Linked DNA regions of Mus musculus: region 2 is linked to region 1. The links are chromatin contacts, found by Hi-C or POLR2A ChIA-PET in ENCODE. All regions are on one chromosome and are shown on one strand. Each heading gives the region's core, a stretch centred on a gene start or an enhancer-like site at or near the end of the contact. The rest is flanking DNA. Distances are from core to core; before and after follow the strand shown.

Evidence for each region. A loop is a pair of places that touch in the nucleus more often than their neighbours do. ChIA-PET counts read pairs that join two places held with the same protein, here RNA polymerase II (POLR2A).
Region 2: a loop to region 1 is called in a map of heart, with 3 times the contacts of the local background. The contact joins the enhancer-like site here to the promoter of Ephb3 in region 1. A Hi-C loop is called at or near these places in 13 of 37 maps with a recorded cell type or tissue (T-helper 2 cell, adrenal gland, gastrocnemius and 2 more). POLR2A ChIA-PET finds 5 or more read pairs at or near these places in 3 of 5 experiments (Patski and embryonic stem cell).

What each region holds. Positions count from the first base shown.
Region 1 is chr16:21,200,431-21,208,137 of GRCm38, forward strand. It overlaps Ephb3 (Eph receptor B3), which reads left to right and starts at 4,365. Exons shown (of 16, transcript NM_010143.1): 1 at 4,365-4,833. The coding sequence starts at 4,740.
Region 2 is chr16:21,242,422-21,250,128 of GRCm38, forward strand. Gm16863 (predicted gene, 16863) reads right to left here. Exons shown (of 5, transcript NR_046162.1): 5 at 5,078-6,790. Among named protein-coding and RNA genes, the nearest start is that of Mir7680, 9.8 kb to the right of the region's middle. Within about 2 kb of position 4,258, at least 2 of the 3 ENCODE cell types and tissues checked have a DNase peak (open chromatin) inside an H3K27ac peak, as active enhancers do; they include gastrocnemius and heart, where a contact is called at or near this core.

The DNA.
Region 1 (7,707 bases), core at 3,115-5,614:
CTGCACCTTTCTCACCCTATGAAAGGATGATTAGGAAGTGAGAGAAAAAAAACTAGGAATAGCCACGGCCAGCTGCTCTGAGCCTTCAAGGAAGCTAGAATGTTTGCCTACTAGCGCTTAGAGTATACTAGAGCAACAGCCCTCTCTTCTTAGTCCCATATGAAGGAGGAGTTGATTGACAGGTCTGCAGCTCAGGTAAGTGCTGTTGGCTTTGTGGCTCCATTGACTTTCTTTCCTTATCTAAAAATAAGGGGATTTTTGAACTACATATCAAAGTCCCTTCGGCCTTTCCTTTAGGAGAGTTGTTGATAAAACAGAAAAGCAGAAAAGTCCGGAAGTGGATGTGACTCAAGAGGATGATTAGACTACAGCCTGCCTCCCATCTTGGATATAATGCTTGTTTAGACACAGTAATGTCTAGACTGGGATCCAGGTAAATAGGAGAGGTGAAAACGTTATCCCTACATCTTGTATTAGACATTGGATGGAGACTACTGAGCTTTCAAAAGACTCACGCAAAGCTGTGCAAGAAGCAAGAAGGAATAGTAGATGGTTATAACTTTATGTGCCAGTTTTCTGCAGACTGGCAATAGCTGTATGGAATATCACATGGATAAAATAGTCTGGGATTGATTAATAATGTCTGCCTCCAGTTTGGGCCAGAGAAATGGCTAAAACTACCTGGTGCTTGCATATATACTGATCATTTAGCAAGTTGTTAATGAGCAGGTACTTCATGAAGAACACTGGTCTTCATTGGAAGATCAGTGACAAATACAAGTTCTTATGCTCTGTTCTATCAGGGGAGACAATATATGTGTAAACTGATGATTAATAATGTAGTTTTAACCAGTACAGATCACGTCATAGACTAGACAGTCATGGTGTGGAAAAGGAGGAGAAAACCCAAGGGGCCAGACAGGTGACATTTAAGGTGATATCCAAATGCTAAGATGGAAGTGCTCTGGAGAAGAGCTGAAGGAAGGGGCACCAGGCAGAGAGAACAGTAATGTCAGAATCCTGAGGCAGGACTACTAACTACCAGGGAGACCAGAGTTGGCTGTTCAAAGACTAGGGAATGGGGTCAGTAGAGGAGGTGGGATTGGGTGTCTGACAGACCTCCCACATTCAGCCAGTATATACAAAACAAACCCCTACTCCCTGCCCCCAAAAAACCAGTCCCCACCCACCCCATCTCCAATCCTCTTCCTGCATCAACCTCACCTCCAAGTTCTTCCCTTTTCTCCTAACTAAATAAGGCTCTGTCTACCCTATTGTTGGACCAATCTGGTACAACTGCAGGCTCGTCTACAGCAGCTCTCACACCAGTTTCCCCACTGGGCTCCTCGTCTCTGAAGCATTTCTTGAACAAATCCCACCACTTCTTCCTGCCCCAAGTTCTCTTTCTTTGTTTCACCCTAACTCAAGTCAGGGCCAGAAGCTTTCTTATCTCTTTAAAGGAAACCTGGAGTCATTAACTGTTGCACACATTCCTCTAATTGTCTGCAGACACTGCAGAAAGAATTGGAAGCCGGGCATTCATTATCAGAGGGGGCCCCCGCTTTTTTGGTTCCTTAGTGAAAGTATCACAGTAGCCCAAGAGGGAGAGAAGACCTTCACCCACTTATCCTCACATGGATTCTTGGGCTCAGAAAGTTCAGCATCTTATTATAGACCCCACAGCTGCTGAATGCACAGGCCTGCCAAGTTGCTTCTGAGCATCAAGCTTTCTCCTAAAATCAAACCCGGCAAACAATGATGTGGTCAGAGAAATGGTTTTAGCATAGCAGAGCTCTTCCTCTTCCCTTCAAAGTCCTAGGCCAGAGCCCAGTTGCTGGGTTGCTCAGCATCTCAACTTGGAAACATGAGAAAGAGGGACCTTCTGCATATTGATTTCCAGTCCCAGTATGTCCATCTGCCCCCATCTCCAACCCTTTGTTGCCAGCTCATCAGCCTTTGCCACTGGCTGCTGCTGCCATCAGAACTTTGATGCTTTCCAGTCTGTCAACATCTAAGGTCAGGAAGCATTCCCGTGGGAACCATGGTGCCAACATCCGGTGAGGACAGGCCCCCATTACCTGCTTTTGCTATCATACCCAAGAACAAAGGAGCTTGGTGCCTGCCGCCTGGTGGGCTGTTTGTCTAGGGTGAGGCCAAGCCTGGCACAGATGTTGAGTAAACAGGAGTGCCAGCCTCACAGATCTGCCTTACAATAAGCAAGGCTTTAATTGGGATGTGTTACCCCCAGGCCACCTGCTAAAAATCACAATGGTCAACATCAACCAGATCTCCAGGGCTATAGGGCAAGCAGTCCCTGCTCTCCATCTTGGGATCTCCAGTCCCACAACTGAGAACTGGATATGACGGTTTCTAAGATACCTCCGGTGGACTAGAGCTTTCTGTAAGCTTTTAGAACTCAATAGGTCAGAGCCTCTGAATAAGGCAACCCCCACCCCAGCTTCATGCATCCACACCCACCTCAGCCTTGCCCAGAGAGACAAAGCTCTTTCAAAGCAATACCCTTAGGCTCTGGACCCATGACCTTACCCCACCCTGCTTTGGTTTGTCTGAACTGGAGTCTTAAGGGTGCTTCCTGATCAGAGGGACAAGTCAGTCTGTCTATCGTGTTTCTGAGCCCATCTCTAACTCAACTCTCCTTCTTTGGCCCAGAAACCATGGGGGGAGGTACGGAAGGCTCTGAGGGACCATGGAGTGATGGTCACCCCTTAGGCCCATGAGAGGATGCATGGTGGTCACGACTTTAGAATTCAGTACACATCAGAACCACCTACTTGTTAGAATACAGAATCCTGAGCTCCACATTGCAGATACTCTGAATCCTAGCATGTGAGGTGGGAAGGGACAGCTTGAGGTTCTGAACACATGCTAAGGTGCTCCTTAGTTCTTTAATAAAGCAGAGTGTCTGTAACTACACTGTCCTGGGTTCAGCTCCTGTAACTTGGGGCAAGCTGCCAAGCCTTTGTACACGCCAGTTTGTCTATGTATTTTCTTTTACTTTCTTTCTTCAGTTTTGTCTGTAAAATGAGGCTATAATAACACCTACCCTGAATAAGTGTGAGGTATTGTTTCAGGGTGTTTATTACACCTTGTAAATGTTCTAAAAGTGAACCGGCAGAAGTCCATCACAGTAACCTAGAGGCTCTCTTTGATGTTTCCGACCCCGGCACCTCTCTCATTCACCTAGGCACAAATACACTTCAAACTTAACTTGTTGGCTCTTCCTTCTAGTCATGGTCTAAGCCACCACCCTCCCTTCCACTACATGGCCCCTTCACTAGCCCCCAGGATTCCACCACTGTCTCTGCCTGTCATCCTCCCAGGACAGACATGCCAATCTGATAATGTAATGTCCCCCTGTTTCAAGAGAAAGGCTACATTGTGAGTCCAAAATCGTATCCTCCGGGCCCCTCCTCATCTACTTCTCCTCAGCCGGTTCACCCTCTCTCCGCTCTAACTCTGCACTCAAGCGATTCTGAACTTTATTCTGAACATTTTTTTTCTTCGATTCTAGGTCTTAACACAAAAGTGTATGTTCTCTGCCCGGAGCACTGCCTCCCATCCTCAATACACTATTACTCATCCATCTTGTATACTGTCACTTAGATCCCGTTTCCTTAGACCTAACATTGTGCTTCGAAAAGGTAGGTTCTTTCCCGGCAGGAATGCTTGTTAGCCCCGCTGTGAGTTTTAAACCCACCTCCACCAGTTAACACATGGCTCCGGGATAATAAACGCTTCTCTGCTCTAGCCACTTTGAAACATTGTGGGTGCCCAAAAAATATTTTCTAATAAATTATCACAATCGAATAGACGAATAAATAAACCCTTGAGCGTCCCTTGAAGCGGGCTCTGCCGGGGTGGGTAATTCCCACGCCCCACATTCCTTTCCCTACTCGCTAAGGCCTGTCCTGGGTCTGGATGTGCTTGGAAGAAAAAAAGCCTCTTGACAGAATCCCATGGGTCTGCTAACCACAGGGGGGCGCCCCCAGCTCGTTCTATCTGGTTATCACCGTCTAGGACTGGAGCTGGTTACTAATCGCCAATAGGAGAGAGGGGCGGGGTTACCCGATTGACTGACAGTGTGGCTCCGCCCAGTCTAATTCATCTTTTCAATGGCTCCTCCTGCTGCAAGCCCCAGGACGCCGAGGGTGGGCTCGGTGGAAGAGCGGCCAACTGAACTCCAGCAGAGTGCTCTCGCAGCAGAACCAGCTGGCTGGGCGGTCTGTGAGTGGGCGGCCGGCCTCTGGGGGCGTGGCCTGAGTGTTGACGGGCAGGCAGGTAGCCCTGCCCCTCTCGCCCAGAGCGGCCGCTCCACCGCGAGGACCAGCAGAAGTGAGTACGTGAGCGGCGCAGCCAGATACCGGCTCCTACCCCGGACGGCGAGCGCACAAGGATCCCGGGATCTGAGCTCGGCCTCAGTGGACTGTGCCCCGAGAACCTGCGACCACCTGCGCCCTCCGCTTCCCGAGTCATTGGGCATCAAGCCACCCAGCGCCCCGGATCCTCCTGGACCGGTCCGTCCAGATTCCCGCGGGAACGACCTGCCGGCATCTACCCGGAGTCCCGGGTTGGGCGACACCTCGGTTACAGAGCAGCCCGTCTGCTTTGCTCCCCCTCCCTGACGGGATCTCTTGGACTGTGCGCGAGCCTTCTTCCTCGGGCGTCCCCAGCCCCGCCGGCGCGGCCCGGCTCGGCCCCCCAACCGAGCGCCCCGGGCTATGGCCGGAGCCCGCCCGCCGCCGGGGCTTCTGCCGCTGCTCGCTCCGCTGCTGCTGCCGCTGCTGCTTCCCGCCGGCTGCTGGGCGCTGGAAGGTGAGCGGCGTCGGGGTCCCGCGCGCTACCGGGGAGCCCCGCAGTGTGGGGCCGTGGGCTGAGCACACGTCCAAGGAGACTCTAGGCTCGAGCCGGCTCCGCAGCCCTCTTTGGGGAAACTGCTAGCATCAGGACTCAGCACCGACTCCCGAAAGCAGCAGTTCGGCCGTGGGTTGTTTTTTGTTTTTCGGGTTTTTTTTTTTTTCTTCTTTCCATTTGGAAGGGATAGCCTACAGTCAAAGCAGAGGAACGAGACCCTCGGGGGTTCGCACCTCTGGAAGGCGAGGAAATGTGGGCGACTCAGCATCAAGGCGGGGGGGCTGCGGGACTGGGCGCTTGGGCGGGTGAAGCGAAGCTCCTCGGGTTGGGGGCTGCACTGGTTGGGAACCCGTTGTAGTTAACAGTAAGCGTGATTGTGTGCACCCCGCTTTGTCAGGGGATGGCTGCGGGGGTGGAGAGGCAGGGGGGCCTGTCATTGTTTATGGTTTTTCAAGTGCCAGCAACACAAGAGGTGTGTGTGTGTCTGTTGTAAACCTTCTCGGACCCACCCCACCCCCACCTCCAGCAGGACCTTTGGAGGGCTTAGGTTTCCATTGAACCCTCACCAACAGGGATTTACCCGGGGAGCACCTGAGCCGAGTGGCTACTAGTCATCAGCGGCGGGAAAAGGTCAGCCTTGTCTGTGGGCTCAGTGAAACCTACTAAGACTGCTACTGGGAAGAAATTGAACTTGGACAAACAAACAGCCCGAGTGTGGCTGGCCCAGACAAGAGAGCTCACACTTACGCCACTTGACATGAACCCACAGGGAACACCGGCACAGGTCACTAACACAGTCTAGAGGCACATACAGTCCCCTGGTGTTACAAAAATTGTAAACCTATTCAGTCAGGGGTGAAACTCAATGTTGAGGGAGGGCAGCAAAGAATTTGAGGGAAAATTGCAATGCAGGCAGTACTTAATTTTTGGTGTATTGGTTAGATGCACTTTTTTAGTTGAGGAACAAAATACGATCCCTATGCAGTTGGTTTCCTTTCCATAAATTCACAGTGTAAACTTAAAGGTTAGGAAGAAAAAACAAAATCTCTGAAACAGTTCAGAGAGGCTTCTGGCCTTTGGAATTTTGGTGCCACTGTGCTGAGGGATTTATTCACATGGGTGGACACATGCAAATTTAGACAGACACACAGAGGTTGCACCCACACTTACACACACTCACCCACTCACCCACATGTGTGTGATAGGATCTCAGGCGTGAGAAACCAGCATAGGGCTTTGTTGTTGATTGCCTGAAGGGTGTGAGCCAGGGAGCCTATTGAGTTCCCAGGTCTGGGACTATCTTAGCGCAGGAGAGGCAACATTGGTGCATGCACTCTGAAACATACACTTAAACTGTGTGTCACCTGTGTGTATCAGGTCCCGTGGCCCCTTTTGTGGGGTGCGGTAGGTAGTGGTAGGTGGTAGAGCCGAGAATGGAGTGGTGGTGGAGGTGTGTGGTTTGGGGGAGATGAGCTAGGGGTACCTGAGGGGGGTCTTCCCTTCCTCCTTTTCATCCTTCACCATCCTCAGACCCTTTGAGGCAGGCTCTAGCTAGTAGTGTCTGGCCAAGGAGCTGATGGTGACTGAGAGGCCCTTGTGATCAACTATGAATGGGAGTCAGAACTAGTGCCAGACTGAGGGAGGCTAAGCCAGTGAGGATGTCTCTGGAAAATAGCGGGGCCTACAAATGTGGATTTTATCATTGCCTTCCTTCCTTAAAGAAACATAGGTGCTGAGCAGAGCAGGTCCTTAGACCTACCATCTTTCCACTCCTCTGCTCTGACATGGAAATAGTATGGATTGAATTGCTACTATGTGTAAAGGACTTAGCACAGTTGTTGCTATTCAAGGATTAGCTGTTGTTGTTACCATTATCACCCTAGAGTCTGCTCTTTGGGGAGCAATAAGAAGTGTCCTTATCCTGCTGGAGGGGCTGAACGGAAGGAGGAGAGGCTGGACTGGAAAGTTGGGGTTTATCTCCCTGCTGCTCCAAAGAGGAAAGAGATAGAGAGCAGGGCCCTGCCTAAATCCCAGCTGTCTTTCTGGAAGTCTGTGATGGAGACTGTGTCCCAAGAGCATGGCGCTTTGGTTCCTTAGTATTGATGGTCTGTCACCAACTCACACACTTTTCAAGTGATTTGCCCTGGATTTTGGCTCTCTTCAACAGTCTCATTGTATATAGACTTGGAGTCCCTGAGCTGTGTGTACCCACAAGCTGCCTGACGCTGGTTCCTGTTCATTCTCTTCTCAGTTTCCCATTTAGTTGGGATCGGGACTCATCTTCCTTAAAGGACATTTCTCTAGTTCCCACTAACCCAGATCAGTTGGAAAGAGGTGTTCAGTGGAGGGGCCCGGGATGAGAAACAGTGTCTGAGACACAGATCCTATGCATTTGAGAAAGGATAGTCAAGTCCCAGTAGAGAAGAGACTTTTCTGTGAAAGGAGAGTTCCCAGTTTGTAGAAGGTGGAGTGGGGACATCTCACTTAGCCAGGCTAGTTAAGCCTGGCCCTGGGGTAGAAGCAGCAAGCCTCTGTCCTCTGAGGTCGTTGGTGTGACCCTAAGAATCTGGGAAGTGCCAGGGGACAGCCCAGGATGGTCTTAGATTACTTATGCTTATTGCTTCTTTCTCTTGTCTGCTGTTCCTCCCCACCCGTCTTGTTTGTCACCAGCCAGAACTTCAGATCTAAGGAGGGACAGCAGCAGAACCAATTTGTTTCTCACTGCCCTCCTCTTAGCCACCACTGCCACTTTGGCCCAAGCAGCTGAGAGCTAAAGCCTAGGTTGTTGTGGGCAAGGCCTCCGCCACTAGCCTTCCACTAATTAAACAGCAGAAG
Region 2 (7,707 bases), core at 3,008-5,507, 42 kb after region 1:
AACCTACTGGGCCAAGCCAGTTTAGCCAGAAAAAGCCAGCAGGAGGCTGGTCTAACTAACCTCCTTAAAACACTTGGAATCTATTGTTTATTCTTTTCCCCAATGACTGCTGACTTCCAGGACCTTATGCCTGCTGCAGTCCCACGAGTCCATGTCCCAGGGTGTAGGGGCAACAGAATCAAATTCACGGGCCTCCAGATTGCTGGCTGACCCTCATATAGGACAGAATTCTGTGACCTGAAGGCACGGGCTGCTAGTGTTTGTGGGCATGTGAGAAGACCAGAGGAAGGGGTGGCTGACGAGTGAGAAAATGATCCTTGCCCAGGTCAGTCTTATCTAGAAGCCAGCCTCTGAGAACTAAGGCAATGCTGGCCCTTTGGGCCTCAGGCCTCTTGCTTGCTAGGTCTCGCATTTACTTGGGTTGATCAAGGTCTGTGACTCCTCTAGCCACCTCAGCTGTGAATGGCTTAGAAAGCAGTTCTCAAACAGCAAGGTCCTTCTGCAACTTCCACAACAGGTGGGCTTGCAATCTCTGCTTGATCGCTCCCAAGGATGGGCACCCATCGCCTGCCTGTCAAGGCAGCTGAGAGGTTCAAAGTGGAGGGTATCCAGCAAGCATTTCTTTCTGACCCCTCTGTGGAAGCGCAGAGGGGTCAGAGAGCACAGCTGTGGCTAGACATCCATGCGGGAGGGAGGTGGGCAGGGCTGCCGGCTTCGGGTGAGGCACAGGCTTCTGGAAAAGAGGCTACAGGCAGGGAGACAAAGGACAGGGTTTGAATCACCACTTGGCCGTAACTCTCTGTACAGCCTTAGGAGGTTTCGCCTCTCTTCACCTCAGTTTTCACAGCTACAAATGTGGTAGGATGGGCTTCAGGCTGGTAGGATGCTCCCCCTGGTGAAAGCCACTCTTCTGTAAGTCTGAATGTCTGGCACTGGTCTGCAGGGGCTGGGCTGGCTAGAGAGAATGAGCCCTGTGTGGGGCGGGACAAGGTCCCTTTTATTTCTCCAGGCTTTGGCAGGAGCCTACAACCACCCCCTCTCCCACCAAGGTCAAGCGGACACTGACCTGGGGGGTATAGCTGCCTTGAACAGTTGGGGGTCAGGAGCTGGTGTCTCAAGCTACAACAGCGCTGTGTGCTTTGTGTTCCTCACAGCAATCCCAAGTCTTTCTTCCTTCCTTGATGAGGCCCCACTGGCCCTGGTAGCAAACAGGTCTGCCACCTACAAACCCAATGGCCTTGAGCAGGTCATTTGCCCTCCTGATCTGGGGTTTAGTGACTCTGATGGCCACCCTGCATGGCTCCAGGGAACAAACAGCTTGCATGCTTCAGGAAGACCTCCTGTGCTGTTCAACATCAGAGAGAGAGAGGCCTTTGAGGCAGAGGTGCCAAGGAACTGAGATGAGTCTGGACCTGCCCCTGATGTCACAGTCTTTCTGCCTGTCTGTCTTCCTGTCTGTCTATTGGGGCATTGGAGGCCCTTGGGTCCAAGGCTCTAAAATGTGGACAATTTAAGGCAGCCAAAGCAAACCTTCCACTTGCTCTGTTTGTGCCAAGAGCTGAATCTCTCCTGGCTTGATGGGTTCCAGGTGTGCTCTGTGCTCTGCCTCAGTGGATCTGGTTGTGGCAATACTATCTGTGATGCTGCCCCATGGGCTGGGAAGACTCAATGAGGCCAGACCTCTCTAGCCTGGCCTCCAGCCTTTGCAAACTGTAAAGCTGGATCAGGCCCTACCCAGAATGGTGGGAGAGATGATAGCCATCTGCTCAGAGGGTCCATGGTTCAAAGCCAGGAGGTGCTGTCCACATATCCAGCAGCACACAGGGGAGGGCCCCAGATTCCTCCTGCCTTGACCTCAGGAGGTGGGAGCTATCCAGACAATTTTCACAGATCCATAAAACTGACTTAGTGGGAGGTCAACTGTGGGAGTGGCTCCAAGGAACCAGGTGGGAGCCCAGAGGGCACCAATGAGGTTTCTTTTATTGCCATTATATATTAATTATCGTGTGACAGCCATTGCTTACTAACTGCTATGTGGGCTTGCGTGTGTGATCATGATGGCACCTGAGGGGTTGCCTCAACCCTTCTCTTTTTGAAATTATTATCATTATTAATTTTAGCCTCTGTGTTCTCAGTAGTCATCCCATAACACAGTGTTATTGCTACAGCTTCTTAAAGCGCCTACTGGCTACAAGTGTAACACCAGGGTGTAATTACAAACATATTATATTTATATTTGGCTAATTCTGCCTTCTTCCAGACTGTAAGCTCCTGAAAAGGCAGTTGGCTGCGTGCTAGTTTCTTGCTTCAAGTTATAAGTACCGGAACAAGTCTGGTGACTGCAGTTATGGATGAACCATCGAACCCCAGTCAGGAAGGAGGCACCAAAAGGTGAGACAGGACTACTCTGTCCTGTCCCTGGGGGCTGGGAAAGGGGACAGTGGGAGAAAGAGGCTTTCGGAGTTGGTGTGGAGCTGAGCTGGGAGGCCACAGCGTTGACAGAGAGATACCATCCTTGGTGAAGCAGGTGCAGGTCTGGGACAGAGCAGCTGGACAAGGCCTCTGGCCCCACCCAGAGGGGAGCTGCACCTCTGGCCCCAGGAAATCCAAGGGAGTCTGAGGATCCAGCTCTATCTTGCATCATAAGACCCTCAAAGTCCAGAAGAGCCACCAGCTCTCTCTCTCTCTCTCTCTCTCTCTCTCTCTCTCTCTCTCTCTCTCTCTCACACACACACACACACACACACACACACACACTCAAAAGGGCATTCTGCAAAGACGTCAGTGTTTAGGCCATTTGGGGAACAAGGTGGAGGCAGGGTCTGATTCCTGAAGGTGTAGGATGGATTTCCCCAGCTTGGGTCCTTTCTGATTTTAATCTCTACCTCAGTTTCCATTCCCTTATATCTACAGTGGGATGGAAACCCTCCCTTGGGTGTTGGTCCCACCGCTCTGGGTCTGCTCTCACCCCCAGCATGGGGTGGGGTGGGACTTACTGCCTGGGTCTCAGCTTCCACATCTGTCATACAAGAAGGGTGACTCCCATCTTCTTGAAGGCCCCTTCCAGCTCCAACTTGCTTGGTTCTATTCTGAGAAGAGAGCCCCACCTCTGGGGAGGGGGAGCATGAACATTCTTTCAGCTGCGATTCAACCCGGGCACATGTTTGCCCAGCCCCATCCTTCACATTTAGCCTGTAGCTGTTGCCACGATGGGCACGCCCTTGGCACCGCACTCTCTTCCCTCCCCCACGAGCCAGAGCCACAGGTGGGTGGCTCGCTTCTTGTGATGCCTAGGGGGATTGGAAGGACAAAACAAGGGGATGGGAAAGAAGAGGGAAGGGGCTGGGTTTGTAGAACTGGAGGTGTCCCTGAGTACTTGAGTTGAATTCCAGCTCTGTCCACGCAAGTGAGTGTTCTAGGACAAAAGTTTTATTAACCTTTTGGGACTCTGTTCCCTCTTTTATGAACTAAGAATAATAAAGATTTTAAAAGCATTCGATTACTGTGAGGATTAATTGAAAGAATACTTGTCAAGTGCCTGGTTTATGTATAGCTCTGTTCTCTGCAAGACAGGCACCACACCCCCTTTTTCTGTTCCGTGAAAGCCCTGTGGGGGCGCTTTGACGACTTTCTGAGAGGCGCTAGAGGCAGCCCGGCCAGCTCACCCTAGTGACAGTCTGAGTCCTGGGCCTGGAAGCCTCAGCCTGGAAGCCCGGCTTGGCCGCTGGCCCTCCTGCCCCACCCCCACCCGCCCTGGGAGCGCACCAGCGCCTTTGATCTGCAGCCTTCAGTGGGATTAGGAGTCCGCGAGCCGGGCTCCCTGGGTCCCCGCTCCCCGTCGCCTTCTCTCGGGCCCTCGGGCTGGCTCCGCCGCCGGTGGTCCCCGCCCCTCCTCCGGGCAGGCCACTGGGATTCCCCCGCGACAAGCTGCACAGGGAGGGAGCGGAGGCCCGAGCGGGAAGCGTCCTCCTGGACATTTTTGGCCGGGGACTCTGTGTAAAGTGTTTAAAAAGAAAAACTCTCCGGAGGAGGATGTAACCTTTTCTTAACATCTGGGGCTCAATTAGCTAATGACAGCAAAGCCTTCTCCGGTGTCGCTGACCCCTGGGCAGCAGCCCGGCTCCCCCACCCCCGGTATTTATACAGCTGCGGCCCCTCGCTGGGACGGGGAGCAGGGGGCTTGGCTGGGTTATCTCGGCGGAGATCCGCCGCCCACCCCCCCAAAAACCGAGAAAGGCTTAGCACGCAGTCCCACCGCCAGGCCCCTCAGCTCTCCTGGGCGTCTCTCCCTCGCCCTTCCCCTCCCGATCCTTCACGGCCCCCGCCTCCCTGCGCTCTCCCTCGGCTACGCTCCCCTCCCCCGCACCCTTCCTTTCTGCTGCGGCCCTCTCTCCCTGCTTCTCTGCTCTCTTTTCCCGGTTCGCGGGTCTGAGTTTCGACCTGAGTTCGCTACCCCTCCACACTCTTCCCCTTGGCTTCTCTCTCCTCCTCCCCTGCCTCTGCCTGCCTGCCTGTCTCTTTTCTCCCTGCTATCTGTCTCTCCTTTCTCCCTAGAGGCCTCCCTTTGCTCTCTGGCCCTCTGAATGGTTCCCTTGTCCGCCTCTCCCCCCGGGTTCCATGTCCATTTTAGCGCTTCCTCCCCACCTTTGTCTCCCAGCCTTACCCTCTGAATGCCTGTCTGTCTTCCGTGGAGGTGCCCTGTCTGCCAGACATCTACTCACACTAGGGCACAACCCTAGTGCTGGGCCACCTGTGGGCCAAGCATCCTGCCCAAAGCCCCTAGCTGGACACTTTGGGAGCTGACTAGGGTCTCAAGTGTGCAATGTTTAGGAGAGTGACATTTGTCCCCGTTCCGGGTTTTAAGGGCTTGTGTTGAGGCTCTCCTGGTTACAGCCAGAGGGGATCTGAGGGCTTATGAAGACACTCATTGGCTCCAGCTGCTGGAATCTCACTTTCCCTGCTTGGGCCCCCAGGCTCCTTCTCCCCCACCACAACCTGCCTATTTTGAACCCAGGGACAGTTTAAACACTCCCCATTCCGTTTCCTTCAGCACAGTAACGCAGGCCATACACTTTTTGGTTCTTTTTTTACTTTTTAATCACCAGTACCAAGGAGAAAGCGATAAAGCACAGGAGAAAACACAGAAAGGGCAACGCGCGCAAAATAGGCATGCCCGACGGCAGCTCAGAGGCCGGAAGGAAAGCACAGAACGTAGGATGCCAAGGAGTGGATTTTGTCACTAACGCCATTGTTTCTAGAAGTCTGTAATCTTGGAGCATTACTTTACAGGCCTCAGTTCCCTCTATAAAATGGGTCTGATTGTAATTAAGCAACAACAAACCACATTGCTTGTAAAACAGCAGACATTGGGAACCGGTCTTTCATTTGAGTTTTGTTTCCTGAGAAAATCTGGGAGTTTAGGATTCCCCCACCCCTTCCCCAGAATACAATTATATTCCAAAATTCTTCATCTCAGTCGTTAAAGCATATTACATTCTCTCATCCCCCTTCTATCAAAGGGCGAGGGCTTCAAGTTCTTTTAACAGAAAACGACAGACACAGGCAACGTTTGTTAAGCGGTGGGAACTGTCCCAGAGTTCTCCAAGCCCTTTGGATGAGGATACGAAGGCCCCGCGGTGTGCTTTGAGGGTGCTTAGTGGATCTTCAGGAAAGCCAGCCAGGCAAACAAACAAGACAATACTGTTGCCCAGATTCACACGTGGGAAAACAGAGAGATGGCGTTGTCTAAGGACCACCGACGTCTCCGAAGAAATAGCACCACTGAACTGGATCTGTTCTCTGGCTGTTTGTGCTGATGGGGCAGAAGAGAAGGGTTTCTTGGAAACCTTTGGAAGCTAGCTAGATTCAAGTTAGTGAGGGGCCCAATTGTCACCCCCCTCTTGACCCTGAGCTGGCTTGGATTGGTTCAGGAAGCAGCGGGTCCGCCGAGACATCGACTGCTGCCCCAGTGCCCTCCGGATGGAGAGTGCCGAGACGACTTAATTTGCAGGAAGACGCTCACACTAGCTCATCTCGGGCCAGCCAGGACGCAATGGGGGGTCGGATTTGGCTCCTCCCAAGACCCCTCCCCAAAATCCTGTCTGGGCGCACGCTAGAGGTAGTGGCGGAAGAAACCAGAGCTCTGGCGCCAGCGCCGAGAGGGGATGGGGAGGGCAAGCCTCTGGGAGCTTGGCTGCCTCTTGCCAAGGTCAATCAAGCCGTCCCATATTCAGGAGCGCTGCGAGCACCGGGCAGCGGGCCCAGCCAGGGAGGGTGCACCGTACCCGGGCGAGCGCTTCCCGCGCCTCCCGGCAGGTGCTCGAACCTTAAGCGGGCAAGGAGCCGGTGCCCAGGCAGAGGCCAGAGCCCGGCAGCAGGCGCGGGCGTGGGAGCCGCCAGGGCGGAAAGAGTCCCACCTAGGGATGTTTTATGCTAATATGCACCTGGCTGGGCTGCGAGTAGAAGGACCCTGACCAGAAGGAAGAAGTTCCGGAGAGCCGGAAACTTCCGGAAGCTCTTGATTCCACGATAAAAGGCAATTCTACGGCTCGTTTGCTGGGTGGCCTTGGGGAAGTTACTTGGGGGCGTCGTGGAGCTTCGGTTTCCTTCTCTAAGGAGAGAGTGTGGGTCAGGTTTCTTAACGAGCTCGGGCAGTCTCTGCCTGCAAAAAGATGGACCTTCTGACCTTCGGTGTTCTGGAGAATAGGTGAGGTCCGGAAGTAGGAAGAGCGAAGTCCTGGAGAACACAGAGGATCCAGCCAGGGGAGCCAGGATCATATTCCCTTCTTCACTGTTGACAGAGTTGGAGTGAAGAGGTCCATAGGTTGATGGCAGTTTGTTAGAAGGAGGTGGCTTGGAGATAAAAGCTCATGGGAAATGGTGTGGGAGCAGAGTCGAGAAGCACGTGCGCGTGAGCCTGTGCGTGTGCATGCGTTATGCTGGGACCCACCTGAACTTAGTCGTGGCGAAGGTGGGGTGGGGTGGGGTATAGATAACTGATGGTGTCCATCAGGTTCCGAAGAAGGAGCCTGGGAGCCGGGACCCGTGCAGGAAGGAACAGTAAAGGCCAGTTAGGGTTGAAGTGTAAGGGAGAAGGAGAGAGAGAGAGGGAGAAAGAGAGGGAGAGGGAGAGGGAGAGGGAGAGGGAGAGGGAGAGGGAGAGGGAGAGGGAGAGGGAGAGGGAGAGGGAGAGAGAGAGAGAGAGAGAGAGAGAGAGAGAGAGAGAGAGAGAGAGAGATGGGATGCTTCGTGGCTGCCCTCATTTCAGTTCAGTATTGCTCAAAGTGGGAAGTAGATTTTGGGAAAAATTCTCCTGAGAGAGGGTAGGGACTGAAGGGCTACTGGGCAGTGATACAGACGAAGCTGGGCTACAGGACTTGGAAAGCAAAGTGAAACCCTTCTAAGGAGATGGGAAAGGGTTACCTTCACCAAGACAGGTTTGTGCTTTTCCATACATTGACTCACAAATTCCTCCCAGGCATTACGGTTTTGATTTTTTCCTGAGTATATATGTGTGTGGTGTGTATGTGTGCATGTGTGGGCTCTCAAATGTGTGTGGGAATGTGTGTGATCACGTGTGTGAAGTCTGAAGGTGGACATCAGGTGTCCTCACTTGCAGTCCGTCTATATTGAGCTAGGGTTTTTTGCTGAACTTGAGGCTCCCAGTGTTGGCTAATCTGGCTAGCTAGCTTGCTTTGCTGAGCCTTT